Regions from separate parts of the Homo sapiens genome. Here region 1 is linked to region 2. Evidence: chromatin loops called from intact Hi-C (ENCODE). Cell type or tissue: mammary epithelial cell. All regions are shown on one strand. Each heading gives the region's core, and the rest is flanking DNA. Links, peaks and the distances in the headings are about the cores only.

The links. Hi-C counts contacts between places; a loop is a spot of excess contacts. Peaks named below come from ENCODE experiments on the same cell type or tissue, not always from the same donor. Only the 100,000 strongest peaks of a DNase experiment are listed, where the experiment ranks them.
Region 1: it touches region 2 in a loop (11-fold over the local background); 1 of 110 quality-filtered maps calls a loop at or near these places.

Annotation. Positions count from the first base shown.
Region 1 is chr9:112,833,155-112,849,642 of GRCh38, reverse strand. SNX30 (sorting nexin family member 30) reads right to left here. Exons shown (of 9, transcript NM_001012994.2): 5 at 13,234-13,429; 6 at 10,946-11,145. Among named protein-coding and RNA genes, the nearest start is that of SLC46A2, 49 kb to the left of the region's middle. RefSeq lists enhancers at 985-1,557, 2,343-2,843, 2,864-3,417 and silencers at 4,749-4,858, 16,248-16,448. In mammary epithelial cell, for the core only: no CTCF peak of the experiment used is centred there; no DNase peak of the experiment used is centred there.
Region 2 is chr9:112,768,477-112,784,964 of GRCh38, reverse strand. All of the region lies in intron 1 of SNX30 (sorting nexin family member 30), which reads right to left. Among named protein-coding and RNA genes, the nearest start is that of SNX30, 26 kb to the right of the region's middle. In mammary epithelial cell, for the core only: no CTCF peak of the experiment used is centred there; a DNase peak (open chromatin) is centred at 6,874.

The sequences.
Region 1 (16,488 bases), core at 6,962-10,961, 62 kb before region 2:
TGAAAAGTTTGCTTTAGGAAGTGTTTTATCATGAAATGAAAATGAGGTTAAAATTGCAATAATTTTTCGTCAATTGCCACTCAGCTGTCTCCTAAGTGCCCTGACATTCCCTCCCCACACTCATTCATCTTTGAGTAGGAATATTTACAGTGCTGTTCAATGGAACTTTCTGCTATAATGGAAACGTTTTATAATCTACACTAACCCAGGAGCCACTGCCTCCACGTGCCTACTGAGCACATGAAACAAAGCTAGCAGGACTGGGGAACTGGATTTACATTTTTATTCAATGTTACTCATTTGAATTTAAACTTAAATAGCCACATATGGCTAGTGGCTACCATACTGGATGACATAAATCTATAAAGTAAAAAAGAGTCCTTTGTGGACTTCATACAGCCCAGAAAATAATCTAAATCTATTGGTCTGATACAGCAGTAGTAAAAATCCTCTTCTCCATGGACGTGCAAATGTGGTTCCCCAAGGTGCAATGGAACAGCAGGGCAGGGGCCATGTGGGATGCTTATCACTGGTGTGCACTTCCCTTCACAGGATGCCTAGCATCTTACTGGAAAAAAAAACCACATATCCAGACTAGCGCTTCTAGGAAGGAGTCTGAGTTGACCCAGTGACACACACTCTGTCAGTGTGGCAAGAGCCTCCTAACTAAAGCTGTTAAGACAATGCCCTGGAACAATGCCAGCACAGCGTGGGGGCTCCTGGGGGCACTGCTGGGGTTGCAAGACCCCTGGGACTACGAGGGGTGGGGAGGAGATGCATCAACCCCACTCAGCTACAACAGTGCAAAAGCATCTCCTCTCCCCATGCCCAAAACAGACGAGGGGGCCTGCAGATCCAGCCATATCCCTCTCTCCAGTTGGCCTGGGCCTGCCCTGGCCCACAGGAGAGGCAGGGTCTCTGTCTCTCAGTGTTATCCAGCGTGGCCAGAATGCTGCCCTCTGGCGCAGGCTGACTGGAGGATCCGCCCTAACAGCCCTGCATCACTGGACAGCACAAAAGGCTCCCAGCAACCCTGCAGAGTGAACGCGCATCTTCCCTATTCTACAGATGAGGAGACTAAGGGACGGTGGCGGGCCCTGTTCAAGGCCACACCTGGCTCATGGCACAGCAGTGGCTCATTCAGGCTGTTCCTGCTGCCTTCCAGCATGTGGCTTTGCAGCTGGCCCAAAATCCAACCACGCTGAAGGTTGGGCAACGTGTTCTGAATCAAGACAAACTGCTGACTACCACCACCCTCATTGGGACACCTTTGCATGCTGTTGGTGATGTTCTGAGAGGATGGGCCCCCAGCCCAGTCTCTATTGATAAAATTGGTCAAACCAGCCTATGGCTGTCAGATGAGGCCCGAGCCGGCAGTGGGGTAAAGAGGCCAAGAGACCAAGCCGGCGTCTGCAGAGAGGCCCCTCCATCATTGAGTGACAAGCAGAAGAGAGTCATCATCTGAACTTCTCACAGAACTTTATAGGGATCTGCATCCCATTGATATGACACATCAAAAAGGCGAAGGGCACAGTGAGACTTTTCTCCTCATGCCTCGCGCCACCTGCCCTCCTCTACACACCCATTCCCCACCCTGCTTCTGCCCTGCCTTCATACATCTTCATTCATCTAGCCAGGGACGGGGATACAGCAGAGAACAAATCACAAAACCATGTGGAGCTTACATTCTAGAGGAGAGGCAGACAAGAAGCAAGTAAAATATATAGTAGGTAACTCTAGGCATTAGGAGGAAAAATAAAACAGGAATGGAAGGAAAGTACCAAGGGTTTGGGGAAGGCAAAATCATACATAGGGTGCCCAAGGAGGGCCTCACACTCACAAGATGACTTTTAATTACAGACATGGAATAAATTCCTCTCGGACACTTATTTTTTAAAACATTAGAACATTTTGTTGTGATTTCAAGTGGTCCTAATAACCTGGAACTTTACTATCTCTCTTTTCCAATGAAGAGAAGACAGATGATTCTTTAACAAATAAATTACAAGGAAAAATAAATGGACAAAGAAGGATTTTTTAATATTTAAGAAACATACCAATCAATGTACAGATCCTGTTTGGATCTCAATTTGGAAAAAGAAACAGAAACTGTGTCTGAGACAAACTGGGGAAATTTGAACACTAACTGGATATTTAAACATAATTAGGTAGTCCTTTTTAAAAAAAAAAAAAAAAGAATGCTTGTATTTTAGAGATATGTACTAAACGTTTCTGTATGAAATAATATGATTCCAGGATTTGTGTAAAATTAAACCACAGGGTGGGAGTTGGGAGCAGCGTGACAGAGAGACAGAACCAGATGAGTCATGAGTGGGCAACTGCTGATGCTGGCTGGGATATGCGCGGGACGGCTGGGATACGCACGGGACGGCTGGGATACATGTGGGTTTATTGTTATCATTCTATTTTGTGATATGTTTGAATTTTTCTATAATAAAAAGGCTAAACAATAGAAACACAATATCTGTCATCCAAATATAACAAATTAATAACAGTCATTAAGAGGTCTATAGTTATGTCATCCACGAAATACTAATCAAACAGCCTTTATCTACAATGACAAAATGTTTGGAAGAGTTGGATGACAGATGCATCCTGTGGTTTGGCTTTCAACATCTGCACTGGATTTGTCCCAAAAAAGACCACAGTGGCATCTACGGGAAAGCACAGCATCCCTTCCCCACCCTCAGACTCATGCACATGTCTGACCCTGGCAAGGCTGTGGGCTCACAAACTATGGGAGGGGAAAAGGCAGAAAAGGAGCCCCAGCGCCAAAGGTCAGCAGCTACCAAAAAGCCTCTTCAAGCCCACCAAGTTTTTCAGCTTCAAAGCTTTGTGGAAGAGGGGAGCTAGGATGCAGGGCTGGAAGAGGATACCAAAGCAGCAGGAGCAGCTCACCCCCCACAGAGAACTGCAGGATGGGATGGTTCATATTCCTGTAGGCCAGGGCTGACGACCCAAGACCCAAGTGGAATTCATGTAGAGTAATGGGTGTTCAGTAATAAAGAACAAATGAGAATAAAAATAAAATACGCACGTAGCCCTGTGGCTTAGGGTAGCCCTCTAGAAGGGCACTTTCCTGCAGGCAGGAAAATGAGTCTGATCTGGTACTGGTGATATCACTAGCTCTGGTTAAATGACTGAGTTCAGGTTACCCCTTTCAACATGCTCCTTTTACATATTCATTCTATGGAAACCAGGACCACCTGCGAGTTAGATGTCCTGGGGCAATGTTGGTAACACTGAAACCACACATTATCCCCTCATTTTAAAATATATTTTTACACAAAATTTGGAAAATTTAAAGGAGGGGGAGAAGTCATACATAATCTCATCACACAGACACAATCAGTGATACATTATTTCTTCCCTTCTGGTCTTTTTCCTTGAATGGCTTCTTTGATGCTTCCCATTTCTCTGTTTCTCTGCCTGCACACCTGTTATTCAGATGGTCTAATCCTCTAATTTTCATATTTTTTTCTCCAATTCTCTTTTGGTTTCTTTTCATATGTGACTTGCTTAACTTTTTCTTCTAACTCTTCTATTAATTTTTTTATTCCTATTATGGTTTTAATTTCCAAGAGCTCTTTGTTCTCTGAATTTTTAAAAATTACTGTTTTATGGCTGTGATATCTTCTCTTTTGGAAAATATTAACATTTTTTTCTGGAAATTTTCTTCCCCATCAGTGTTTCATTCAATAGGTTTTTCTTCTTTGTTTTACTTCTGATATTCATATTCAAATCTTCCCTTACATATCTGGTGACCCTTGTCTGTCCACTCATCCAAGAGGGAAACTCCATGGAAATGGATTGAAAGCTCTCTGCACAGAGGGCTTGTTGACATTCTCCATAGGAGACTCGGCTGGGTCCTTTCATTGAGGGACCACCCTGGTTCTCCATCGCCAGCCAATATCAGTATCTGTGGGTCACTTCTCTTGGCCCGTCCAGATTTTCTAGAAAAGGCTCTTTTCCTCCTTGCATGGAAGATCTAAGGCTGAGAGTCAAGCAGGAGAAGAGTCTCAACATCACTAATCTTTCACTGAACACCCTCAAGTGTGCCTAGAGTCTCTTGCTCCACAGAGGCCCCCTCCAGAGAATCGACCCCCAGTTCTGCCAAAGTGGAGAAGGAAGTGGCCCCTGTGTGAGCAGGGAGGAGAGGATCAGAAGCTAGAATTCTTAAACAGACTCTAGATTTATTCTTCTCTTCAGCTCTACCTCAGTCCCAGAGGGGCGTGGTGCTGCCAACTCTTGACCTTTTTGGAGGGTTCCGCGGTGTAAACCAGGTGGCTTCTCAGTTTTTTCCCCCACAGTCGGTTTCAAAATCAGCTTGAGTCATTTAAAGTACTTATTAACTCTCAATCCGTTCCCAAAATTGTACTGCTATTGCCTCCTTGCCTGTTGCTCTTGTCTGTGGGCTTGTGACTTTTTTCAAAATCGTTTTAGTGTCATTTTGGTGAAGTTTAAATGTGTATTCAGTCTGCCATTACTGGGAATCTCAGAGTTCTCATTTTAATATTTTTCTTATTTTTTTAAAGCCTTTGAAATCAGGCATATTTCACATCCTGCTTCTTCACATTATTTTAGCTGCAAGAAATTAGCCACTCTGTATAATCTCTTTTGTTCAGGAAAGGGGACATTTTTTCCCTGACAAATCAATCTTCCAGAAAACTCTTCATTTCAGTTTTGGAAAGGCACCGGAAATGGCCAACCTAAAGCACCAACTGTTCGCGTTCCCGGAGTTTGACTCATTGGCGCCACCTTGTGGCCCTGTGGGGAAGGGGCGGGCAGGCTGAAGAAACCGCCTGACAATTTAAATTGGCTTTTGAAAAGGACTAACCCGGAATGTTGTAGAAGTTATCTCCAACTGGAAGAAAAACTTTGTCTTTAAGCCAAAACTTATGCATCCACATTTCACACTTGTAATCTCGATCACCAACGATGTCTATATTATTAAATCCAACAGATATATTTTGCCCCCTTCTTAAAACATTTATCTTGGCTTCGTGGAGGCAATCCTCTTCTTCCCTCCTGCCACACCAACCCTTCCTTTGTGGGCTCCTTTGCTACTTGTTCTTTCGTCTTAAGGTGATAGATCAATAAATATTACCATGCCACAGGCGCAGGCCTTCACACTCTACGCACCTCAATCACATCTCCTCATACAATCTCCATCGGTCTCAGAGATTTAAACACCATTCATACACTAATGACTCCCAAATTTCTATTCCCACTCTAGACTAACTCAAAACCAACTGCCATGACATCTCCACTTTAATGATTAGGAGGCATTCTGAATTCCACATGCCCAAAATAGTGGACTCCCAACTGCTCCACCTGTTCCTCCCTGGACCCTCCCCGTCCCAATAAACAGTACTGCGATCCACCCAGCTGCTAAAGCCAAAAACCCCAATTCCTTTCTTATTTTGCATCACTACAGCAGCAAGTGCCATTGGCCCATCATCCAAAATATACCCCAAATCCACCCACGTCTCTACCACTGCAGTCCAGGCTCCACCACCTAGTTTTCTGCCCTTGGCTCCCTGTGACAGCCTTCTGAACGGCCTTCCCAATCACCACTCTCATCCTCTACAATCTAGTCTCCATACTGTAGCACTAGTTGTCTTCTTAAAGTGAAAATCACATCCTGTCATCCCCCTGCATAAAACCAAATGGCTTCTCTTCTAGTCCTTAGAATAAAGTCCAGACTCTTACCAGCCTTTAAGATGGTCTTTAAGACGCTACTGCATTTGGGAGGCCAACGTGGGTGGATCATGAGGTCAGGAGTTCGAGACCAGCCTCACCAACATGGTGAAACCCCGTCTTTACTAAAAATACAAAAATTAGCCGGGCGTGGTGGTGCGCACCTGTAATCCCAGCTACTCAGGAGGCTAAGGCAGGAGAATCGCTTGAAGCGGGAAGTGGAGGTTGCAGTGAGCTGAGATCACGCAGCCTGGGCAACAGAGTGAGACTCTGTCTAAAAAAAAAAAAAAAAAAAGCTACTGCAGGACCAGGCTCCTACCTCTCTTTGACCTCACCGCTTACCACTTACTCCTTTGCTCACCAGGTTCCACTCCCCAGCCTTTCTGATCTGCAAAGACTCTGAGCTCATTTCAGCTTTCGGACTTTGCACTGGCTGCTCCCCTCTGCCTAAAATGCTCCATCCTCCGACCCTTGCGCAGCTCACTCCCATATGTCTTCCAAGTCTCCAGCCACAGCCTTTTCCATGTGGCTTTCCCTTACAACCTACTCTTACTTCAGACCCTCACCCCACCCCAGTCATTCACCAAGACCCCTGAGATAAGCATGCGTATTGACATAGATAAACCTCTTAAAAATAAGATGTACAATGTGCAATCATTGTATATTTGTAAGTGTCGCAAATTTACCAAATTGTCCGATTCAATTACATGCTTGCTGACCACCTTCTATGGATAAGGCAGTGTGGGAAATAAGACAGTCCTGCCCAAACCTTCAGGAATAAAGCTTCTCCAACATTTGGCCTAGTCATGACAATGCTAATACTCAAAAGGCACTGCCAGAAAAGTGGTGAGGACTTCAAGAGGGCCTCTTTCAACCCATCACTACCCTAATTTCATTATACACACACAGTTTATAGGATGTGAAATCCTATGTAAGGGCTCACCTGTGGATGTCTGCGAGGTATTTAACTTGAGTCTGGGCTTAAGGGTAACTAACCTTTTGTACCTTCCTGTCCCCGCACACATATCCTTGTGACACATGCCTTCAACCGTCTTTCTAGTACAAGCTGTTCTCATTGTTCACTGCTTAAACTCACATTGTTCCATTTGTTCCGAGTGCCTTGATAATGACCCTATTTTTCTATGCTCTCTACCTCCAAAGGGAACAGAACATACCTAGCCACAATTGTCCTGAAAGAGATACAGTTGGAGGCCAGGCTTGAAAAGCCTAAAGTCACCTAGTTTGCCTCTTGGCAAGTAGTAAACACACAGCTACAAGCTGATTGGTCACTAAGGAGTATAGTCCTGTGGCCATGCAACAGAGAAAAGATTTACTCACAAGGGTCTGTTTCTTCGTGTCAACAATGAGCAAATGAGAAAGATGATCCTAAAGGCCCTTTCGAACTCAGAGAGGAACCCCCACCACAGCTCCATCAGGACAGGACTTTTCCCTGGCATTTTCCCATCCAGGGAGGGACCAGCCATCCACCATTTCAAATTCCTAAGGCACAGGCCACTACTTCCAAATGATGAGGACAAACACTCACCATTAGGTTCCCTCAAGGCCATGATGAAGATAGACTGACAGAACCTCACCACACCAGTAACTCCTCACCAAAACCAACCCAGGACTTTCTCAGCTCTGAGGACCATTCAGCAGCTGATGAAGAACGGGCCACAGGCCTGATGTGGGGGCTCACGCCTGTAATCCCAGCATTTTGGGAGGCCAGGGCAGGCAGATCACTTGAGGTCAGGAGTTTGAGACCAGCCTGGCCAACGTCGTGAAACCTGTGTCTATTAAAAACACAAAAATTAGCCAGGCGTGGTGATGTGCACCTCTAATCCCAGCTACTCGGGAGCCTGAGGCAGGAGAATCACTTGAACCCGGGAGGTGGAGGTTGCAGTGAGCCAAGATCGTGCCACTGCACTCCAGCCTGGGCGACAGAGCAAGAGTCCATCTCCAAAAAATAAAGAACAGGCCACAGCCAGGCCTGTGGCAAGTCCTCTGCTCCACGCTTAGTTTCCATACTGCACAGCAAAGTCTGCCCTACTTAAGTTTCAAAAATCAGAAAGCCATTTTGGAAATGGAACTATATGACTCTCTCGGAGGAAGAAAATATACTTAAAAATTCTTACAGAGCAGCAATGTGAAAAGGTGGGCAAGCCACTTAAGACATCTATCATTCTCCTGGTGTCTTTAGTCCCAGCCACACAGACCCTGATAATCCCAGACACAGTCTTTGCTTTGCCATCCAATCACTCCTATCGTGCCCAGGGCACTCTGCAGAGACATTTTCCTGGTGAAAAGTGGAGGAGCAGTGGCCCTGTTTCTTATTAATTGGACTCAGCTCAGCTACTATCGGGGATAGAGCTTGGGTTTCAGAGACTGCCAGTCCACACTTCCTCTTTTCCATGCCCTTCCCCAGACAAGACTGTGTACAATCAATCCCATTCACTCAGCCTGATTGACCTGATTTTTCAGGCTCAGTAAACAAGAAACTCCATACATATGCCCCACACATGGGGGGTAAAGAAAGAGCAAACAAATGTTTCTTTGATGTCTAACTTAAATTACACAAGCTATGTCTCCCAGTGTAATGTTTTATAGATGCCAGATAAATCCTTGCTATATGACATTTTTAAATCGTGCTTCAAATACAAATATATACTAAGTACTAACATACTTGCCACAGGAAAAAAAACAGAGTAATTTGTACTATAGTATCCCAGTGCTGTGTATGCATTGGATTTTTCATCTGGCAAGGTTAAGAGAATATTTGATGAAGGGTGTGTATACATAAGAGACAAATCCACGGACACTCCAGGAATTGTAAAAACTTATTTTTAAGAACAGATACCAGGGCTAGGTGCAGTGGCTCACGCCTGTAATCCCAGCACTTTGGGAGGCCGAGGCGGGCGGATCACGAGGTCAGGAGATCGAGACCATCCTGGCTGACACTAAAAAAATACAAAAAATTAGCCAGGCGTGGTGGGGGGCACCTGTGGTCCCAGCTGCTCAGGAGGCTGAGGCAGGAGAATGGCATGGACCCGGGAGGCAGAGCTTGCGGTGAGCTGAGATCGTGCCACTGCACTCCAGCCTGGGTGACAGAGCAGGACTCCGTCTCAAAAAAAAAAAGAAATATCAGCCAGGCGCAGTGGCTCACACCTGTAATCCCAGCACTTTGGGAGGCCGAGGCGGATGGATCATAAGGTCAGGAGATCAAGGGTGGCCAACATGGGGAAACCCCGTCTCTACTAAAAATACAAAAATTAGCTGGGTGTGGTGGCGGGTGCCTGTAATCCCAGCTACTCGGGAGGCTGAGGCACGAGAATCACTTGAACCCAGGAGGCAGAGGTTGCAGTGAGCCACGATTGTGCCACTGCACTCCAGCCTGGTGATGACAGAGTGAGACTCCATCTCAAAAAAACAAACAAACAAAAAACACAGATACCATTAGTTTGATAAGTGAAATATTCTAGTTCATTTTAAGAAAGTCAGCATGTCTTTCTATACTTGTTTTGGCCATAGGATCAAAAATTCAATGTGTATATCCCAATTTTTTTTAATAAAAGTCAATGTGATACAAGAGAATGAGCTGCAAATTCACAGCCAGAAGTTTTGGCTTACAGCCTCAGTTCCAATAATTTCCAACTAGTGGTCTCAGGCTAATGATCTCAAATCTGACTTTATCCTATCACCACCATCATTTCCAACTTATAGATAAGGAAATTCAAACCATTTCCCTGGTCACTGAGAGATCCAAATTCAATCCTGGCTTGGAAAGTGTTTTATTAGCAACTTTATAACGCACACATGAAAAGGGGATTCACCAGAGGCTCCATTTTCCACCGTCCACAGTTTAGTACGTATCAACCCTTCACACCTGATGGGACAAGACGGAACAAGGAGAATGGGTATGTGGCAGTTTGTCACTATTCTCTCTGCTTTGGCATGTGCTTAAAGTTTTCCATCATAATTTGTTTTTATAACTAGTTGATTCATTATTTTTTAATTCCTGTTCTCAAGCTGTACAATGTTTTCCTGGATCTACGATCTTTCTGGTTTAACATTTTTACAACCCAATGTTGACTGACAGGTTTCTCTCTGGAATTCAGGTCAGTCCCTATTCAGGTCTTTCCTCATGGGATGCCCTAGACCTGTCCCAAAGACAGATTAATCATTCAGAGGTCTCCTTTGAGAAGCAGGAGGGTGCTATTTAGAGGTGGGAATGTTCAACACTGAACCACGTATCTTTTTCTATTGGTCATAAAGACTGGGCCTTTCTACTAATCAGTGCCCCCATCGTCGGAGTCTCCTGAAGAGATGTTCTCCAACCAGTCTATGTGCAGGCCGGGGAAGTTTCCAGTGTGGGCACTGGCGCATTTCCTCCTGCACTCTACTCCGATTCTGCATACAGAATTTGAGGCCAAAGATTTTTTTTGTCCTCATAGTTCCTCTTCTCATTCACCGCTGCTAGACCAAAGCCATTCTCACTCTTGTTCCTTTTATACATCATCTGCCCCTCCCTCTGCTTTAAAAAGCTTTCAAATTCGTATCACTTTTGTTCTAAAATTCCACAATAATATGCTTTGGGCTGGTGATCTTTTCAATCCTTTTGCTGGGCAATTATCATGTCCTTTTAATCAGACGATTTATGTCTTCAGCTTTGGGGGACTTTCTTGTATTATTTCTTTTACAATTTCCTTCCCTCAGTCTTCCCTGTTCTCTCAGGAACTCTTATCAGTCGGATGCTGAACCTTTGGGATTAATTCCCTATGTCTCTTTTCTTTCATATTTTCAGTACTTTTGCATTTTTGTTCTATTTTCCAGCAACTTTTGTTTTGTCTTACTTTAAGATTTCTTCAATTTCACCTTCCAACTTGATTATTCAGTTTTATTTCAGCAATCATGTTTTAACTTCCAAGAGCTCTAATTATTACTTTTCCATGGCATCTTTGTTCTTATTTCATAGGCATTATATCTTCTTGAACTCTCAGAGAAACCAGTAAGAATTTCTTACCAAACTTTTTTTTTTGTTTAATTCACGTACTTCGTTCACCATGTGTTCCATTTATATGTCCATGATGTCAGTCCACGTGTCTGATCCTGCCCACCCAGGAAGAAGGAAACTTATATCACATGCAAACAGGCAATAATCCATTACTTTCTGATAACTGCTATTACAAAGAAAGTATGCAAATACACAAGAAGCAAGCCAGCTTACCTTCATGGAGTCAGAGTATAAAATATATTCCCTGAGCACAGGTAGGAAGTCTTCTGTCATGTCATCTGTCAGCTCTTCTAAGGCTGTAGAGCAGTTCCCAATGCAAGCTGACACACCCTCCAGGGGTTCAGCCAGCTCACCCTCCAAGGCGCTCCATGTGGAGTACACAGGCCCGTATTCTCTCAGCTCCACAAGGTACTCTGAACAGGGAACAGAAACTAATTAAAATCTGGCTGGGTAGCAGTTGCTGCTATTACTGACTCAGTAATCACCACAGCCAAGAGCTCTCTACATGAACATGTGTTTCTTTGGCCATTCACTCACCTGATCCCACTCTTCTTTAAACACAACACTGTTTCTAGCACAACTGCTTAAAAACCTCTGACAGCTCATGTTACATCAATCCATTCCATCCCGTGATGGGAATGCCATCCCTCTGGATAATGGGCCTTATGGGGAAAAGCAGTAGCAGCCACATCCACCAAACATCTTCGAAAATAACCACTCGCTGGCCTGGTGGTGGCTCATACCTGTAATCCCAGCACTTTAGGAGGCCAAGGTGGGTGGATCACAAGGTCAGGAGATCGAGACCATCCTGCTAACACAGTGAAACCCCGTTTCTACTAAAAATACAAAAAAATTAGCCGGGTGTGGTGGCAGGCGCCTATAGTCCCAACTACTCAGGAGGCTGAGGCAGGAGAATTGCTTGAACCCAGGAGGCAGAGGTTGCAGTGAGCCAAGATCACTCCACTGCACTCTAGCCTGGGCAACAAAGCGAGACTCCGTCAAAAAAAAAAAAAAAAAAAAAAAGAAAAGAACCACTCGCCTACCCATAGTGTGAAGCAGTATTTTAACAGGCAATGGAGGCAGAGTTTCATATAGGTTTAGGGAGATGTTTTTAAAGGTTAAAAAATAAAATCAGGGGCCAGGCACGGTGGCTCACACCTGTAATCCCAGCACTTTGGGAGGCCGAGGTGGGTGGATCATGGGGTCAGGAGATCGAGACCATCCTGACTAACATGGTGAAACCCAATCTCTACTAAAAATACAAAAAATTAGCCAGGCGTGGTGGCGGGCACCTGTAGTCCCAGCTACTCAGGAGGCTGAGGCAGGAGAATGGCGTGAACCCGGGAGGCGGCGCTTGCAGTGAGCCGAGATGGTGCCACTGCACTCCAGCCTGGGCGACAGAGCAAGACTCTGTCTCAAAAAAAAAACCAAAAACCAAAAAACGAAAAACAAAAACAGTCACAATGGATAAACAATGGAATTTTAGGAAACATTTTGATACAAGAGATGTGGTCTTACACTGGCAGACTCACTCTATCACTCGGTGGCCACCTCAGCCCCTTGGATCCCATCAGAATTTACTCTGCAAGATCCTTAGGTGTGGATGGTATCCACAGCTATCTCCAAAACCTATGGGCCCCACATGGTATCATCAGTGGGTCAAGTAGAGGGAACAAGTACAAGAAATGAGAAAAAAAAAATGTTGATTTTTTTCCCCCGTAAAGAAAATCTGGCCCATCATTTGTCACCAAGAGTCTTGCCATTGTTGCAACAGAACACAGTCATCATGGCTTAGTGACCGATGAATGGCAACTGCTGGGGAATCCTCAACGTGCTTCCCATGCCAGTGCGATCATTTACACTGCTCACGTCTGTCCGCCCCATGCATATGTAAGGAGATAAAAGATCCCAACATTATGGGATGTGGCAAAGCAGGTGGCCCCGAGAGGGGTGGGAAGGAAGTGGAGGCAAAAACGAGGAAGGATCAATACAGGCCCTGGCAACTCCCCCATGCAGGAGTGGGTTTAAAATGAACCACGGTGGGGTGGGTGAGTCAATTACAAGTCTGAAGATTCATCAGGGTCATAACTTTGGCAAACACAGGTCTCCATGCTATCTTTCTGAACCATCTTTCTGCCAGAAAAGGTATCTAAGTTTGTTTACTAAATTATTGTTCCCTATGGATGAAGGGCAGTTGAGTCTATGTCTCCACTTTTAAAGCTAAAGTTAAGAGAGCATAAAAGAGGAAACACCTGGCGAATCAGCAGTGCTGGCCATGGGAAAAGCAAACACAAGGCTGACACAGCAGGACAAAGGACGGGGTGCAAAGTGACATTCCAGTCACAAGTAACTCCTCCCCTCCTTGTATTTCTTTGATAAGCAAAAGATGGCCTAGTTCTGTCACTCCAGCATTTTGCAGTTTGATTCTCTGTAGCACACATGAATGGCATTTCTGCCAATGTGGCTGCAGGGCATAATCGAGACCTCAACAGACAGCTCACCTATTTCTTCTTTGATGATCCGCTGGGCTATTCGATCAATGGTTCCCAGTTTGAGTGCAAATGTATCTAAGTAGTCACCTATGGCAGCAAACTCAAGCGGCCGAGTCCTCAGCTTGTAGCCGCCAGTGACGTGCTTGACTGACTCGCCCATTCTGGTCAGCAATGCTATCCCTTGCTTCTTGTAGGCGTTCAGGTCCTGAGGATGATATGTGAATAAGCTCAAAGCACTCACTCACTCACATGGGCAGGACTAAATAAAACAGCTTCTAAAAGCAGCTTCAGTTTGGAAATGGAGAACTCGGGAAACAAGGAGCTGAGTTAGAGGCTCTAATCACATTCACAGGAGGAACCTGGCCTGGACGTCATAACCACCAGACTCAGGCTCCTGTAGGTTGACACTTAAATCCCTTTCAGCAGAGCTGAACGCCAATCCTTAATCAAATTCACTCACCTGAGCACACTGCCCTTTAAACACAATGCTGTTTCTAACATAATTTTTTTTAAGTATCTGTTTCTCCCATACAAAGTACCCTATATTGTCTTTACAAGCAAAACTGAAGAGCAGAGGTTCCGAGATCCATCACTCATTTATTTATACCCCAACTAAAGCCATATAAGGGGAGTAAAGGGTGGAAAGCAGGAAACAGTGGCAGAAAAACATTGCTAGAAAACTCAGGCCTAGGATGGATGCTGTAAACAGCAAAACATTTTAACCCTGGATTTCTTGAAGGCAAAACTGGAAATATGTTGAGTTTCATAACCCATTGTATCTAAATATAAAGCTTATTAGCCAGGCTAGGCATGGTGGCTCATGCCTGTAATCTCAGTACTGTGGGAGGCTGAGGTGGGCAGATCACTTGAGGTCAGGAGTTCAAGACCAGCCTGGTCAACATGGTGAAACCCTGTCTCTACTAAAAATACAAAAAAAAAAAAAAAATTAGTTGGGCATGGTGGCATGCACCTGTAGTCCCAGCTACTCAGGAGGCTGAGGCACGAGAATCATTTGAACCTGGAAGGCAGAGGTTGCAATGAATTGAGATCGTGCCACTTCACTCCAGCCTGGGCAAAAAAGAAAAGCATATTAGCCTGCCTGATAAAACAAGCTTCCTCCTATCATCAAACACTAAGAGGAATCTATACAATCTTCAGGTTGTCCTGTGTCACCTACTGAAAGGGTAGCTTACAAAATGGTTTTACAGAAGGTACAGGTGTCTGTTCCTCATATCCACCCTCAATACAAACAGAATGTTAATCCCCAGACCTAGAAGGGTATAACTAGAGGGAGATAAAGGAACCCAGAACAAGGACACAGCTTTCTGGTGACGTGGCCTGATGCAGAGGATAGAGCAGAGAATGTGGAATGTGCGGCTAACATGGCCCAACAGCCCCTCCGCATTTGATGTACAATTTCAGGCTGAGGTCTCTATAGTATCTGAGTGTAGGCACCTCGTGAATTCACTTCCTTCTTCGCTTCCTTCTTTAGGCCTTCATTTTTGCTCTTGATCCAGCCTTTCCTATTGAGGTAGGTGTGTGTGTGTGTGTGTGTGTGTGTGTGTGTGTGTGTGTTTGTGTGTGTGTGTGTTTAATCCACGGTTCCTGGCTCATAACCTCCACAGACCTTGTTCCAGTCTTTTCACTATAATGTTGGGTGTGTTAAGCCTCAGGAAACAGAATCTCTCTGTCCTTCCCCTGCCCTCCTTTCACCTGCCCCAAGGCAGGACTCGAATCTTCCCCAGCCTTTCTGACTAAGGTCCCTCCCTACACCCTGGAGGATGGAATGCTGCTGTCACGAAGCTTCCACAAAAACCCAAGAGAGCTGGGTTTAGAGAACTTCTGGAGAGCTGAACATGTGGAGTTTCCTGAAGGGTGCTACACCCAGGGAGGGCATGGAAGTTCCACGCCCCTTCCCCCACGCCTCGCCCAATGCAACTCTTCATCTGTATCCTTTGTGATATCATTTATAATAAACTGGTAAATGTGTTTCTCTGAGTTCTGTGAATTGCTCTAGCAAATTAATGGAACCCAAAGAAGAGGTCACGGGAAGCCCAACTTGAAGCTGGCTGGTCAGAAGTTTTGGAGGCTTGAACTTAAGGTCCGAGATCTGGAAGCTCTCAGACTTGAGGACTGAGTCCTCAACCTGTGGGATCTGATGCTATGTCCAGGCAAATAATGTGCAAATTAAACTGGTGGACATCCAGCTGGCAATGGCTGCTTGGTGTTTGGGGAAAATCTCGCCCCCACCCCCACCCCGCAATTTGGTCACAGAAGTCTTCTCCTGTGTTGATGACAACTGTTGTTGCCTGAGAGCAGAGGAAAACCATGGTTTGAGAGTTTTTCTGGAACACCTATCCATACCTTCCCCCAACCGAGGGCCTTGCCCTACCAATTATCCCCTCTCCTGTCTGTATCTTCAACTTCTAATCCTTCAGCATGTAAAATACACCCAAGGCTGACCCATCTTAAAAACAGCAGCAATCTCCTCTAGTTCCTCTCCACCTCTCTCGTTTCCTTCAGAGTCAGGCTGCCTGAGAGAGTGTCCTAAAGATTCCATCTCCCCTTCTGACCTCCCACATTCTAGACAAGAAACATCCTCAAAGGCACAAGGCCTTCACAAGACTATAACTGAAGCCTCAGAGTTCTTGGAATTACCTCTGCAGACAGCGTTTTTACGAGTGGGACTAGAGTCAAATGGGCTCGCTGGACTGCACAGGCTCCGCTTCAAGTAGAGCTTTGAAAGCGTGTCCCCGTTAACCAAGTTAATTTACATGTTGAATAAAGTTATTCAGCAGTATCCATCTGATTGCTGTACCCACTCTGCCAAAGATGAAAATATTGACTTGAATATAGTTGCTATTGAGCGTCCCCATTTCTCCCAGTATTACTACTGGCTGCTGCTGCTGCTTCTTTTTAATATATAGAGATGGGGTCTCACCATGTTGCCCAGACTGAACATGAACTCCTGGGCTCAGGTGGTCTACCTGCTTTGGCCTCCCAAAGCGCTGGGTGTTACAGGCATGAGCCATTACATACAGCCTTTTGGCTTCTTCTTAAGGACATTTCTAATTTGTTGATAAACTCATGTGATCACAAAGAAAAGGAAGAGCGTCTCTGCATTCCCTAAGGCAGAACACGTAAGTGGCTCATCTCAGAACAAGATCAAGTTATTCAAGGTATGTTAAAGGAAAAAATGAGGCAGCTGGAAGAGGGGGAATAGGGTGCTGCCATTTAATGGGCATAGAGTTTCAGATCTGCAAG
Region 2 (16,488 bases), core at 4,641-8,640:
CAAACACTTATCAAGTTCCCATGGACTGCTAGGTGCTATTCTAGATGTGGAGGAAAGGGAGCCAATAAGGAATTTACTTGAGGAATCTAGTTTAGGTGACCTGTGTACTAGAGCCCAGAAGAAAGCCAGAATAATTCTGTTCTCCGAGGAAGGCTTCAGAGAGGGAGGTTTGACCTGGGCTTGGCAGGATGGCAAGAGACCCGGGTTTAGATTCTAGTTCTCCTACCAGCTATGAGGTCATAAGAAAACCACTTAAACCTACTGACGTTCACTGGAAAACAGCAAAACCTGGTCCAGGCTAGGCTGCATGGAGATTACTGGGGATGTGTGAGAAAGTCCTCTATAAACTCTGCAGAGCTGTTCAATGGAAGAGAAAGGTGTTCCTGGCACGGAACACCACATCAGCAAAATCGCCAAGGGGTGAAGTGCAGAAGGCAAAAAAGAAGGCACGGGCAGGGGACCAGTCATCCTGAATGGACATGAGCTGCTCTAGGGGAAGCAGCAGGAAATAAGGCCTGGAAAGTGGATTAGCTCCAGAATCCTAGGGAATCTTAAATAACAGGCTTAACAATCTGAGGTGCACCCCACAGGTAACGGCTGTTAAGCAGCAAGCTGCAATCATGGACACATTTTACAAAAAGACTTCAGAAAAAAGCATGCAGAAAAAATAAAGAGGGAAATACAGGAGACGTGAGAGGGAGCAGTTGGGGAGCTGCCAACTGTCCAGGTACCCCTCTCCCAGTAGTACCTGACCTAGGGGGTAGGTGCCAGGAGAGGCAAGGGCAGATGAGAGGTGTTGTCAATGCTAAGATCATATGGCCTGGGATACCCTGATGAATGTTTCCTAGGTGGAAAAAAACAGTCTGGCCACACCAGGAGGAATCATGTTTCAATTCAGGTAAATTACAGAGGATTAGAAACTGCTATTATTCTAGCAAAATTGAATAAACCCAAGTTCAACAGCCCTGTGTGCCATCTACAGAGCCCATCCTTAGGATATGAGGGCAAGTCCTACTGAAATGACTGTGTTCAGCAAAGGCTCAAGCCAAGGTCACTGGGTACACCTTAACATATTCTTACCCACGTGACAGCTGCCTCTCACAGGTCACTCACCTTCAGTAATTTGCTTCAGTGATACCTGATTCAAACCGTTTTTTCCACTCTCACAAACCAGCAGCCCTCAGCACAGAAACTGACATGGGGAATCTTGACCATAGTCCATTTAAGGAGGCCAGCTGCACAAACAGCCCACAGACTGTCATCGCAACCTGGCTCTGACACCTGGCCTGAGTGTTCTCCTTAGGACATATGGACCCACCCTTGGCAGACAGCAAAAGGTGGACAGCTGATTGCCCGGGAACCTGGACTATGAGTTGACTCAAAACCACAACAAAACCCCAAAATAGAAAGCAAAGTCTTGGGGCTAAGATGGACTTAGGGACAAAATCCATCCTTTCACAGCAGTCTATACATATAGCTCTAAATCAAGGGAAGGGAAGATAAAGAAATTAAATGTTTAAGTTCACACTCTCTGCCAGGCACTGTGTAAGTCACTTTACATATTAAATGTCTCACTTAACCCTTAAAATAACTTGGTGGCAGAGGGGAGGAATTTTATTATCCCTGTTTTATTAAGAGAACAGGTTACAGACCAGGAAAGTTAAAAGACAAGAAGTCACTCAGCTAATAAGAAGCAGAGGCACAACCCAGCCTGGAGACTCCAGAGCAGAGGCTAGTAGCCCTTCACCGTCTGCCTCCATGGCGCCAGAGATTTCATTAAACAGTTACCTACCGGACAAGAAACCCCCAACTACCACCACATTCACCTTTGCATCTGTGGCATCTGGAGAAGTGCCTGGTGGTAAGCAATTCTTCATTAGTGTTTCTTAAAACAATGAAACTCCTGAACCACCAGTGGCAGAAAAATAAATCAAGCCACTTCTCTTCTCAAGGGAGCTGAAGAGTCAGCCAGCTCCAGAGAAGATCCAACCCAAAGTACCAGAAACCATTAACACACAGCTCCACTTAGCCATCAGCAATCCCCAACAGAATCCGGAAAAATAAAACGAGGCCCCACCAGTGTCTGCTCTTACAATAGAAATAAATGTGAGTGGTCAGACAGCATTGTGCAGGGGCACATCTGACTTGAACATTCAGTGTTAATGCAGGAGGTTAAGGGGAATCTCATCTCCAGGGAACTCTTGAGTAACATCTCTCTTATCCAAATAGCTTGATAACTCACCATGTCAATCCCTAAACTGATGGAACAGATCTGAGTTTTAATAATGATAACTATGGAACTTCAAAGAGTGAAGACAGAATAGATTATTCAATAAATGCTGATGGATTTTTTGGTTAACTATTTAGAAAATAGTTTCTCTAATGCTAAATGCAAAAATAAATGTCAGGCCATTTAAAGGTTAAAAAAATGAGTACTACATGATGATTTATACCAGGGGTCAGCAAACTTTTTTGTTAAGGAACAGTCTGTGGCCACAGTATCTCTCCTGCAACAACTCAAGTCAGCTGTTGTAGTGCAAAGGCAGCTATAGACAGTAGGTAAACAAATGAGGATGGTTATGTTCTAATAAAACTTTATGGCAGGGCATGGTGGCTCACACCTATAATCCCAGCACTTTAGGAAGCTGAGGCAGGCGGACCACCTGAGGTCAGGAGTTAGAGACCAGCCTGACCAACATGGTGAAACCCCATCTCTAATAAAAATACAAAATTAAACAGGCATGGTGGCACATGCCTGTAACTCCAGCTACTCGGGAGGCTGAGGCAGGAGAATCTCTTGAACCCGGAAGGTAGAGGGTGCAGTGAGCCGAGGTTGCACCATTGCACTCCAGCCTGGACAATAAGAGCAAAACTCCGTCTCAAAAAAACAATAAAAAATAAAAAACCTTTACTAACAAAGACTGAAATTTTAATTTCACTAATTTTCACATGGCACAGAATATAATTCTTTTTATTTCATCAGCCACTTAGAAATGTAAAAATCACTTTTAAAACTAATGGTGGGCGGGGCGCAGTGGCTCATGCCTGTAATCCCAGCACTTTGGGAGGATAAGGCGGGTGGATCACCTGATTTCAGGAGTTTAAGACCAGCCTGACCAACATGGCAAAACCCCGTCTCTACTAAATATACAAAAAAAAAAAAAAATTAGCCAAGCGTGGTGGTGGGCACCTGTAATCCCAGCTACTCAGGAGGCTGAGGCATGGGAATCCCCTGAACCTGAGAGGTGGACATTACAGTGAGCCCAGATCACGCCACTGCACTCCAGCCTGGGCAACAGAGCAAGAATCTGTCTTAAAAAAAAAAAGTTTTAATAAAATTAAACAAGACAATAAAAAAGCATTCTTAACCCATGGGTTATACTAAAACAGGCAGCTGGACAGATACACCCTTTTGGCCTTAGTCTGCCAATTTCTGATTTCGATGAATAGTATATAAAATCCTGTGGTTGGAAAGGCTTTCTAAACCCCAACAAAAAGCAGAATCCATAAAGGAAAAGCATAATAGACAGCAATTTTTTTTCTATGTCAAGAAGACATAACAAAGATTAAAATATAAATAACAAACTGGGGAAAGGATTTGAACATACATGAAAATAGGTTGTTTGCTTTAACATATTAAGGGTTTTGAAAAATCAGTATTTAAAAGGCAGATTCCACTACAAAAATGAACAAATTATGTAAATATAGCCAATAAACAATAATCATTCATCATCAATAGCATACAAAATGAAAATGAAAACAAGATATTGTTTCTCCCACCAAAGTGACAAAGATTAAAAAGATTACCTCTGATTGCAAAGCCACATTGTTTCTACTACAACACACTAAAAATATATTCAGGACACCACCACCAAAATAAAATGGCTTTTTCAAAGCTCCATTCAGTGCCAAAAGAGCAAGGGAAGGACTTTGCAAACAAGAGAGAATGTAGGCTGGATGACAATACTATGGTTAGGGGACTCTGTGACGGGCTGAATCATCTTGGCTAAAGAGAAAATGTTGATAACAGAACTGGCATCCCCACCTTCAATTTTCAGCCATGGCTAAGCGTCATCAATGTCTAAGCCGGGGACAAAGATTCAGAGCACATTACCGTATCCATTTGTTTTCAATGACCCAAGTGCTTTTCCTCTGTCAGTGGTGACTAATGACAGATGGTAATATTTATACCTAGTGAATTTCATCTTACTATGAAATTCAAGCCCCGGGAAAGCAGACAGTCCTCAAAATCACCCAAGGTAGCAGAAGACACAAGTGGCAGTCAGACAAATGCTGTGCAGATGGTAGATGTAAGGAACATTTTAAATTCTATGCATGATGGCGCTACCACACCAAGGGAGGAGCCCACATAGAGAAAGCAAAAAACCCATTCTTCTTGGATTTTGGTGCAAAGAAAACAGCTTCCAGAAGTGCAAATAGAAGGCTTAGAGATCCCCTTCCAGCTGCCATCAGCAAACCCACATCAAGAATTTTGAGGACTCTAGAATGATTTCCTTAGGCTGTGCCAAGCAGGAATTACAACTTTCTTTCTCTCTTTTTTAACCGTAGTAAAATACACATAAAATAAAACTTACCATCTTAACGATTTTTAAGTATACAGTTCACTAGTGTTAAATACATTCACAATGTTGAAGGAAACAATCTCCAAAACTCTGTTCATGCCCTTTTTAACCAAGGGACTTTTGGCTGTGATTGGGTTTGCCCTCTCACCCCAATTCTGCCTGCTCATATACATACATGTACATGTTTAAACAGAAAAATACAGACATGTATGCATGGCCACAAAAACACGCACCCCAGCAGTGGCACCAGAACAAAGCTCACTGCTTAGAAGAACAGCAGGTGCCTCCTCCAAAAGGTAGAAGCAGCACGTTGGTCCCCACAGTTGCAGACTGGAATCTGAGTACACCCTAGTCTAACAGCAGTCAGCCCCGTCCTAGGCCAAGATCCTCACCCTTGCACACATATCCTGAGATGAGCACATGTCAAAAGCATTGGTGGGGTACAGTGACAGCCTGTCGTTGCTCCTCACCAGCTGAGAGATTCCCCACGTCCCCTCAGAGCTCCCATTTCGTCACGTGTAAAATAGGGATAAAGTGCCTCTCTCGTACAGTATGAATGAGAGAAAACTAGTGGAGCACTCAGCCAAGTGCGCCCTGCATGGAGTAGCTCCTCCAACACCAGCTCCCTTCCCTCACCTGCCCTCACCCTTCAGCAATGAATGCAGCTCTCTTTTTGGTTTGTTTTTTGAGACAGAGTCTCACTGTGTCACCCAGGCTAGGGTGCAGTGGCGCGATCTTGGCTCATTGCAACCTCCGCCTCCCAGGTTCAAGCAATTCTCCTGCCTCAGCCTCTTAAGTAGCTGGGACTACAGGCACCTCCCACGATGCCTAGCTAATTTTTGTATTTTTAGTAGAGACGGGTTTCACCATGTTGGCCAGCTGGTCTCAAACTCCTGACCTCAAGTGATCTGCCCACCTCAGCCTCCCAAAGTGCTGGGATTACAGGCATGCGCCACCATGCCTGGTCCAACATAACCCTCTTCTATGTGTTCACTTGAGCAACAGACCGGGAAGGAAAAAAAGAGAATATGAAACAGAAGGAGAAATGAATGATGGAGAGTGAAGAGAATCCACAAAAAGCTCACCACAGTGAAGCTAATGAGGCTCACTCTTCTCTTCCCACTCACACAGTCTATCCGTCACCTCCTAAGGAGACACCTAAATGTCCCGCTAATACATTGCATACAGGACCAGCTAGAGCCCTCACAGGCAAGGCCACAGATGAAGAGAATCTAAAGGGAGAACACACTTTCGCCACCTCACATCACACGTGCCAGCAGCACCCAATTCCCTGCCAATCCTCAGACCATCAGTAATTCCCCCAAGTGCCACGAGCACTTTGTATGGGATGCCTTACTCACCTAGCTAATGCCCATTTGTGCTTCAAGACTCAGCTCCAAAGATACCTCCTCTAAGATGTGTTCTTTCTCAACCAACTTCCCCACCCACCAGTACTTGCCCAGTCTGGGCTGTGCAAATCCCCCCCCCCCAAGTTCTCTCATCATGCCCCTGTACCTAGCTCTTTCATAACACTTATGATCTGTGCTGTCATTGCCTGTTCATCCACCTGCCTCTGGCACTGAACCATAAGGTGTGAGAAAGCATGGACCTGGTAGCTGTTATTCTATCTCCAGCATGGTATCTGTGGCAGTTGGTATTTTTCAAAGGAAGGTCCTAACTATATCTCTGGTCTTACATGCTTATCTGTCATGTGACCTGGCCACTTCCCCATCAAGAGATGATGTCTATCAACCCATCCTGGTGAATCTGGGTAGACCCTCTGACTATTTTGACCAAAAGAATATGGCCGGGCCGGGCGCAGTGGCTCACGCCTATAATCCCAGCATTTTGGGAGGCCGAGGCTGGCGGATCACCTAAGGTCAGGAGTTCGCGACCAGCCTGGCCAACATGGCGAAACCCCCTCTCTACTAAAAATACAAAAATGTGCTGGGCTGGTGGCAGGTGCCCGAAATCCCAGCTACTCGAGAGGCTGAGGCAGGAGAATCACTTGAACCCGGGAGGCGTAGGTTGCAGTGAGCCGGGATCGCACCACTGTACTCCAGCCCGGGTGACAGAGCAAGACTCCATCTCAAAAAAAAAAAAAAAAAAAAGGAATATGGCCAAACTGATCCTGTGCCAATTTCAGGCATAGCCCTTATATGGCCCAGCAATTTCCACTTCCCTGACTCTTAGAATGCTCATTCTTGGGACATGCCCTCCAGGTACCCATCCACAACACTTTGAGTAGCCCAAGCCACATGGTGATGTCACACATAGGCACTCCAGTCAACTGTGGCCACAAGTGAGTCACCTTAGGCAACCAGTCCAATGAACCTCCAGTTGACTGCAGCCCCAGCCAACTTCTGACTCCAAATACAAGAGACACCTAGAGCAAAAAACACATACTTGAGGGTAGTCAACCCACAGAACCCTAAAAGATCACAGTACATTTGTGTTTTAACCTACTTAGTTTTGGGGTGGTTAAGCAATAGTACATAACCAAAACAATGTCTGCCTAGCAAATGAGGGGTAAAAGATAAAGGAACAATTAAATTGGGTATGATACAATGCGTGGCACATAGCAACCACTCAGTTTAAAAGCTGTTGCTGTTAATACTATTAAGATTACATGGAGGCCAAGTGTGGTGGCTCACACCTGTAATCCCAAAGCTTTGGGAGGTTGAGGCGGGAGGATCACTTGAGGCTAGGAGTATTAAGACCAGTCTGGGCAACATAGTGAGACCCATCTCCACAAAAAAAAAAAAAAAAAAAAAAAAAAAATTAAAAACTAGCTGGGTGTGGTGGTATGCACCTGTAGTCCCAGCTACTCTGGAAACTGAGGTGGGATGACTGCTTGATCCCAGGAGTTTGAGGCTGCAGTGAGCCATGACTGCACCACTGCACTCCAGCCTGAGCAACAGAGCAAGACTCTGTCTCTAAATAAATAAATAAATAAATAAATATCTTTAAAAAGATTATATGGAAGACGAACAAACTAGGAAACTGGTTAAAGAGGGTGTTACAGAATCCCGCCAGTGAAAAGTAATGAGATACACTGAGTCCACAATGGTGACGGGCTGAGCTCAAGTGTTTGATTCTTGTGTCACTCCAAGTTCCAAGGGAATGACAAAAGGAATATAAAAATAAAAATAAACCCATTAAAAAGCCAGAAAACAGGAACGGATGCCATCAATCAATAAGAAATTTTGAGGAATTTCTGGAAGAGATACAGCAAACAGGATCAAATTTACAGAAAAATCAGATTTAGCCAGAATTGAGGAACCAAAACCTAAAAGGTCAGTGGGAAATGCTAAATCTGGGAAGACATGGGATTTGCTATATAGGGTCTGGAAAAATACTCAAAATCAGAGACCACAGAGACTGAGAACAGAAGTAGGCACTGGGAAGGCAGGGGGCGGTGAGCAAAGGACTGTGGAGTGCCAAGTTGCTAACGCAACTGGAAGAAGGAAAAGAGGAAGGGTATTGTGGGAAGAGCATGAAATTCTCTACCTGCAGGGTAAACTCTTCCCCACTTCCTTAGTTCAGAAGGGTCCATCCAGCCTGCTGTCCTGTTATCAGCCACACATCCTGAAAGGAGGCCTGCCTAGGAGCAGTTCCAAAGACCTAGACTCTATCTGCTCCCGTCTCAGACTTACCCCACCCCTATCCACTCACCACAGCCAGGGCAAAGGCTGACTGCAGAGTCTCTGTGCACTGCCTATACATACATGTACATGTTTACACACACATAGACATGAGCGTGTGGCTACACAAATATGCACCCCAGTGGTAGCAGAAGAGCAAGTCTCAGTGCTGGGCAGGAGGAACAGCATGTGCATCACCAAGAAGGTAGAAGCAGAAGATCCGCACATCTGCAGACTGGAAACTCGGCATGCTCAAGTCTAATCAGCTCTTGTCCTTGGCCAAGATCATCATCTAGATATCACAGTCAGAGGAGGTCCAAAAACATGGGAACACTAAACAAACATAAGTGGGTTTAACTTTAAATTAAACAGAAAAGTAGAAACACCAGGATAGAATGAAATGAAAAATAAATGCATCATATAGAACATCAAACCAAGGAATTCTCTCAGGAGACACAGTGAAAATAAAATGCAATAAAATGAGACAAGAAAAGGTGAACCTAAAAAAGGACAGACCAAAACTCAGATATCCATAAGTGCTTTCTCCAGAAAAAGAGAATCAAGAACAAAAAAGGATGCAGATGAAGCAGTAAAACTAAAAGGGCCCACTGGATTTTGAGTGGGGATTAAAAAACAAAAAACATAAAATACCAGAAGAATGGTGAGATTTCTAAATTTCAGAAGAAGAAAAATCTAAGGATATGTAGAAGACTACATGAAGAAGAAAAAGAATCACTTGCACAGACTTCTCATCTGGAATAGTAAGTGCTGAACTAATTGAAACAATGGAATACTATGTAATCATTAAAAATGAAGGAAGAGTGTTGAGGCAACTAGTGGGGAGGAAGATCTCTATGTGCTAATATGGAACAATCGCCAAGAACTAAGGTTATGTGTAAAGCGTGGTACAAAAAAGTAAGGTATGCTACCATCTTTAAAAAAAAAAAAAAAAAAAAGACTACACATAGGCATTTTTATATTTATGCATAGCATATCTTTATAAAGTTTCCCCATAAATTGGTAACACTGGTTGCCTCTGAGGAGGGAAACCTGCTGACAGGGAAAGGGGATGCTAGGCCCTGGGCAAAAGGAAGATTTTTCACCAAATTTTTGTAACTTCTAAATTCTGTGTGAAGAGAATGCATTGCCTACACACACACACACACACACACACACACACACACACACACACACAAATTTAAAATAAAAAGGACAAGCCACAGAATGGGAGAATATACGATATCCAGAATATATAAAGAACTCCTGATAAGAATATATAAAGAAAATTTAGGCCGGGCACAGTGGCTCACACCTGTAATCCCAGCACTTTGGGAGGCCAAGGTGGGCCTGAGGTCGGGAGGTCGAGACCAGCCTGACCAACATGGAGAAACCCCATCTCTACTAAAAAGACAAAATTAGCCAAGTGTGGTGGTGCATGCCTGTAATCCCAGCCACTTGGGAGGCTAAGGCAGGAGAATCACTTGAACCTGGGAGGTGGAGGTTGCAGTGAGCTGAGATCACACCATTGCACTCCAGCCTGGGCAACAAGAGTAAAACTCCGTCTCAAAAAAAAAAAAAAAAAAGAAAGAAAAAATTTAGGCTGGGCACAGGGGCTCATACCTGTAATCACAGCACTTTGGGAGGCAGGCATATCATTTGAGGTCAGGAGTTTGAGACCAGGCTGACCAACACAGTGAAACCCCATCTCTACTAAAAATACAAAAAATGAGCCAGGCGTGGTGGCACACGTCTGTAATTCCAGCTACTGGGGAGGCTGAGGCATGAGAATCGCTTGAACCCAGGAGGCAGAGGTTGCAGTGAGTCGAGACGGCGCCACTGCACTCCACGCCTGGGCAACAGAGCAAGACACTGTCTCAAAAAAAAAAAAAAAAAGCATATAAATAACTCAGAACATATATATATATAGAACTGAGTAACAAAAACAACCCAAAGGCAAAAGATTTGAACAAAGACTTCACAAAAGAGGATACAGAATAGCCAATTTGCATGTGAAAGAGGCTCAGCATCATTAGTAATCATGTAAACACAAATTATAACCACAATGAGATATCACTACATACTCACTAGAATGGCTAAAACTAAAAAAGTTGACAATACCAAGTCTTGACAAGAATGTGGAGCTACCCAACTCTCACACATTACATTGTAACTTGACTCTTAGATATTTACTCAAGAGAAATGAAAACACGTCAACCAAAGACTTGCACATGAATGATCACGGCAGCTTTATTTGTGTCTTTCTAGGAATTTGTCTATTCTGTCTAAATTACATAATTTATTGGCACAGGTTCACAGTCCTCCTTGCAATCCTTTTTCCTTTCTGTAAGGTCATTAGTAACATGACCTTACAGACCCACTCTTTCATTTCTCATTTTAGTAATTTGAATCTTCTTTTTTTCTTAGTCAATCTAGCTAAAGGTCTGTCATTTTTCTTGATTTCTTTTTCAAAGAGCCAATTTTGGTTTCAGGTTTTTCTCCACTGTTTTAGACTGCTCTTTTTAATCTTGGGGTAGAAGAAGAGAAACAGAAACCTGAAAAGCCCTGAAATGCAACAGACTCTCCAGTGGGGATTTGGCTAGCAGCACCTAGCACAGTGCCCGACACTTGATAAATATTTGATGAATAAATGAATGGAATATGAACTTCCTAAGTCCAGTTTCTCTCATCCATTTCCTCTGGGAGAGAATTCTGTTTTCTGGCCAGTGAAATAAACCTTTCTTCTGAAGACAAACAGGTCACATAGAAAGATTCCTCTTTTCTTTTCAGCATCATCATGTTGAATGAGCCAAGAGTAATTTACTTATTGAAACAAAATGAAAATCAAATTAAGGAGAAGACGTGAACATTTCTACTATAATCAGATCCATGGTAATATAAATATAACATAATTGTGAATATTTATTGTGAGCTGCTTATTTGTTAAGGCTATCTGTAATTTGGCCTTGAAGTCATAATTTATAGTAAATGAATCCTAGCTCACTCAGGATTTTCTTCTCCACAATTTATGTACTCTTTCTGCAGAACTGGTTGTTTCCCCTTCCCCATATGCCTTGAGTTTTATCATAGTCTCACTATATAATCTTACTATTCTAGAAAGCATTCTTCCTTTTCTTTCATCTTTTACTTTCTGAATATTTAAGGTACACCACACACCTCAAGATGCACCTATTCCTACTATCAGTATCTATCAAAATATATGTAAGTCTTAGCTACTTGGGAAGATTGCTTGAGCCCAGGAGTTCAAAGCTGCAGTGAGCCACAATCACGCCACTGCACTCCAGCTTGAATGACAAAGCGAGATCCTATCTCTTAAAAAAAAAAAGCAAATAATCTTCTTTGTAGCCATATAAAGTATGTTGTTCATATGAGTTATGACTATCAGTTATGAGAAGAGATTTTGGACCCTATTGTACATAACCTTATTAAGCTATCAAAACAACCTTATGAGACAGGTACTATTATTAACCCCATTTTATGGATGGGACAACAGGGTTCAGAGGAGGTAAGTGATTGCCAGCCAGTAAGTGATTATATTAGAACTCCCTTGGCCAACTCTAAAGGCTCTATTCTCTCTACGCAGCTGCAACGGCCTCACACCTACATTGCTCTAACCAACCTCTCTAACAATTCTCAACTTCTTTACACAGTGTGCTTCCTTGCTTTGGAACAAGAGGTGGTAAGTATGCTTTATTCATTTAGCTTCTGGCAACATTGTTTCTCACAATTAACAGATTAACAGATTCTCTTGACCCATTTACTGCAACACCACAAATCTACAGATAGCTGGGAAGTTCCTTGATTCACGAATAAATCAATAGCAAGACTTTTCAAGTAGCCTTTTCATAATTTAAACACAAGGAGAATTTAAAATGGGAAATGTGTTTTTGTTTTAAATCAAGGAGCAAACACGCCAGGATCAACACTTGAAGACATATTCGTTTATGTAGTAACAAAACTGGTTTATGTGAAATGCAAACATTGCTTTCATAACTTACGATCTTGGGATACTGCAATGTATCTTTAATAAACATTACCCTTTCTACTCACACTCAGTACTGGGTACAGCAAAATCTAAGAGAATTTGAATGATTTGAGAAAAGCAAAATACAGTGGCTACCTTGTTCTTCAGAGTCAGACTGGAAGTGAAGATGTGACCATTTTGCTCAAACCATGGCAGGGGAGACACGCCTAGATATCTCCACACGCACACACGAGTACCACAGCCCCACACCTGTCAATCCACAAATCTAAACAATGTCTAGCCTATCATACTATATGAGATACTTTCTAGGTTACTCAAAAAGCTTCAAGAATACCTAAAATAATGTGCCAGGTCTCCCAGCACACCTGGAGAGGAGGATCTGGTTACAGCAGAAGAGTGAAGGCAACTCAACTGCATCCTCTTACAAAGAGGTGTCAGTCTAATCCCCAACAGAGCCACCTCCCAGAAACACTTCTTCCATTTCCACTTGTTGACAAGTTGGTCGTTCCTCTCTCTGGGGAGAAACTGAAATGAAGCTAGAGTAACCCCTCACTAGAATAAGGATTGTTCTAAAGGAAACCAGAACAGAGCTAACGTCACCGGGCTGAAAACACCTCTTCCTCTTTCACGGAGACTGGCAATGTTCTAGGCAAGGAAAGTCCTCTGCCAGGAAGGATGAGGGCAAGGGCATGAAATGGGGTCCAATAAAGTCTGGACAACTGTGAAACAACCGAAGGTTTGCCCCTGCTCCATGACTTGAACCAGGAAAAAAAAGAATGTCTCAAGCCAGAACAAAAAGTTCACAAAATTGACCACAGAGGGAAAGGGTAAAACTCACCACAAGCCAACATTCACCCATATTTGACCTGAACAGATTTGAAAAACTACCAGAAAAGCACTGTCTCTTTTTTCCCTTTGTCACAGTTTAGCCTTATCTCTTTGGGGTTTTGAGCAGTTATGAAAATGTGGCTGTTATCCCTTCTCAAAAACAGTCATAACTGCTCAACAGGACTATGAGTGAGAGCCCTCACTGGCCCCTTTTTTTGAAGCATGATCAGAGTTTGTTTGGTATCAACCATTATTAACCAAATTAGAAAGAGAGAGGGAAGATTCTTTCTCCCTAATTTGGTCAAATAGCCACCCGGGGAGACTATACTCTTGAAGGCTGGGAGAAGGACCCTTCTGACACAGCAATGCTGCATCCTTCCAAGGCTGGCAGACATACTGACATAAATTCTTTCACACACACGCAAGACAGACTATACACGATTTATACATTTTTTCAACTTAACGTTTTTTTCCATTGTTGCATATAAGTATATACAGGGCTGCCTTATTCCTTTTAATACCACATTTCAAAAACTACCATAGTTTACAAAACCAGCACCCTACTAATAGCCATATAAGCTTTTATCTTTTGCTATTAAAAATAATACTGCAACAGGTATCCTTATACACACAGCATTTAGCACGGGTCCATTTATTGAGTCACCAAATATCTGTATACTCCACCCATACCAGGTTTGGTTCATGCATGGAAATTTAGCAATAAGCAAACCAGATCAGGCCCCTTGCCTTCAAGAAGTTTACAGCACAGTACTGGAGAAAGTAAACCAAGTATGTCTGGTGGTTTAAGTTCTGCGAAGCAAGATTAAAGCCAGGTAAAGGGGGAGAATAACTGGGCAGGGAGGGGTCTGCTACTAGTTTGTTTTTTGTTTGTTTGTTTATTTGTTTGTTTTTGACACAGAGTCTCACTCTGTCACCAGGCTGGAGTGCAGTGGCCCGATCTCGGCTCACTGCAACTTCTGCCTCCTGGGTTCAAGAGATTCTCCTGCCTCAGCCTCCTGAGTAGCTGGGACTACAGGCACGCGCCACCACGCCCAGCTAATTTTTGTATTTTTAGTAGAGATGGGGTTTCACCATGTTGGCCAGGATGGTCTCTATCTCTTGACCTCGTGATCCGCCTGCCTCGGCCTCCCAAAGTGCTGGGATTACAGGCGTGAGCCACCGCGCCCGGCCAGGGGCTGCTACTAGTTTATACAGGGAGGTTGGGGGAGGCCTGAATGAAATAGATGAACAAGCCTGCAGGCTGTCTGGGCCAAAAGGCGTGAGGCAAGGGAGTGGGCAGGGGGAGAGAGAAGTGGACGGAGGCCAGAGAAGCAGCAGAGCCAGATTACCCATGTACTTGGAGCCCATGGAGGATTTGAGGGGAATGTGTGAGAACTGAGAAGTCTCTGGATGGTTTCAAGCAAAAGCAAAAAAGAGGCCAGGCGCGGTGGCTCATACCTGTAATCCCAGCACTTTGGGGGGACGAGGTGGGCAGATCACAAGGTCGGGAGTTCGAGACCAGCCTGGCCAACATGGTGAAACCCCATCTCTACTAAAAATACAAAAAATTAGTCGGGTGTGGTGGCAGGTGCCTGTAATCCCAGCTACTCGGGAGGCTGAGGCAGGAGAATTGCTTGCACCCAGGAAACAGAGGTTGCAGTGAGTCGAAACCGCACCACAACACTCCAGCCTGGCCAACAGAGTGAGACTCCATCTCAAAAATTAATTAATTAATTAATTAAATTTAAAAAGCAAGAGACATGATGCGACTGATGTTTCTTATGTTTTAAATAATCCCTCCGGTTGCTGCCTGGATATATGACTGAAGGTGGGAAGGTGGAAGCAGGAAGACGAGTCAGGCGGCTGGTACAGTAATGCAGGCAAGAGGGGATGACAGCAGTCAGGGTAGCAGCAGTGGAGAGAGTGAGAAGTGATGAGATTCTGGACATGGTATTTCAGAAGCACTTGCTGATGGCTTAGGTATGGGATGAAAAAGGGAAGAGCCGAGGCTAATTCCAAGGCTTATCCTTGGAATTAAGAGTGAGCTAGATAACTAGCTTGACATGCCTGTTGGAGATGCAGGGTTAAACATCAAGAAGGCAGTGGGAGACAGGAATTTGGAATTCAGGAGAGAGGTTTCTGGCCTGGAGTTATCAGTGTGTAGATGTGTGAGGCTGGATGAGATTGCTTAGGGACACCATGCAGATGAAGAGAGGCCATATCAGAATGGAGTCCTACAGCAGTCCAACATTTAGAGCTAGGGAGATGAGACGGAACCAGCCAAGGAGACAGAGGAGGAACAGCCAGTAAGGTACATAAGGAACCAACAGTGAGTGGAATCCCAGAAGCCAAGTGAAGATTCAGCTCTTCCTGTCTGTGCCAGGGTGGTGCCTGGTCCATGCCAAGCTACAGAGATGCCTTAGTTGTGCCCTCAGGATGACTGCATGGACATGGCTGCACCCACAGTAGTGGAGACTCCTGGCATCAAGCTCTTGGGGAAGTGGACACTTTCCTGCAGGATGGCACTGCAGTGATGGAGAAGTGATGCCAAGTGCCAGCCCCACAGCCCAGGATGCTATGCGGCCAAGCACTTCTGCAAGTGAAGGGAGGATCAAAAGACAGAAACGACCTCAATGTAGAGGTCTTGAATGATGTTAACTAGAGGTGGAGAGGAAAGAAAGCCTTCTCCCTTCACATGCTAGTTTATCCGCAGGACAGACACAAACAGAAAAGAACTTGTTGAATCAAAAGAAACATACGTATTTGTAATTTTGATATATGTTGCCAAATTGCCTCCACAGGTGTTTGTACCATTAGCCATATATGAAACTACACCTACTGGGCAAGGCTGAATGAGAAAAGCTGAAAGCATGCTTGTCTGATAGTGAACTTCCTCTGAGTGAATTAGAGAATTCTCCTAAGTCAACTGATCTCAATCTTGGCTGCCCGTTAGAATTATCATGGTGGCTCACGCCTGTAGTCCCAGCACTTTGGGAGGCTGAAGTGGGCGGATCACGAGGTTGGGAGTTCGAGACCAGCCTGGCCAACATGGTGAAACCCATCTCTACTAAAAATACAAAAAAATTAGCCAGCGTGGTGGCAGGTGCCCGTAATCCCAGCTACTTGGGATGCTGAGGCAGGAGAATCACTTGAACCTGGGAGACAGAGGCTGCAGCGAGCCAAGATCGTACCATTGCACTCTAGCCTAAGCGACAAGAGCAAGACCGTCTCAAAAAAAAAAAAAAAAAAAAAAAAAAAAGAAGAAAGAATTATCTAGAGAAACTTTACAAAAAAAAAAAATACTGCTCCCTGGGCCATCCTATTAGATCTAAATTTCTTGAGATAGGGACCAGGCATCAGTATTGTCTAAGAGATCTTTGGAGGATCTGAATGCTTAGCCAAGACTGATAACCTTGTTCTAAGACAGTGT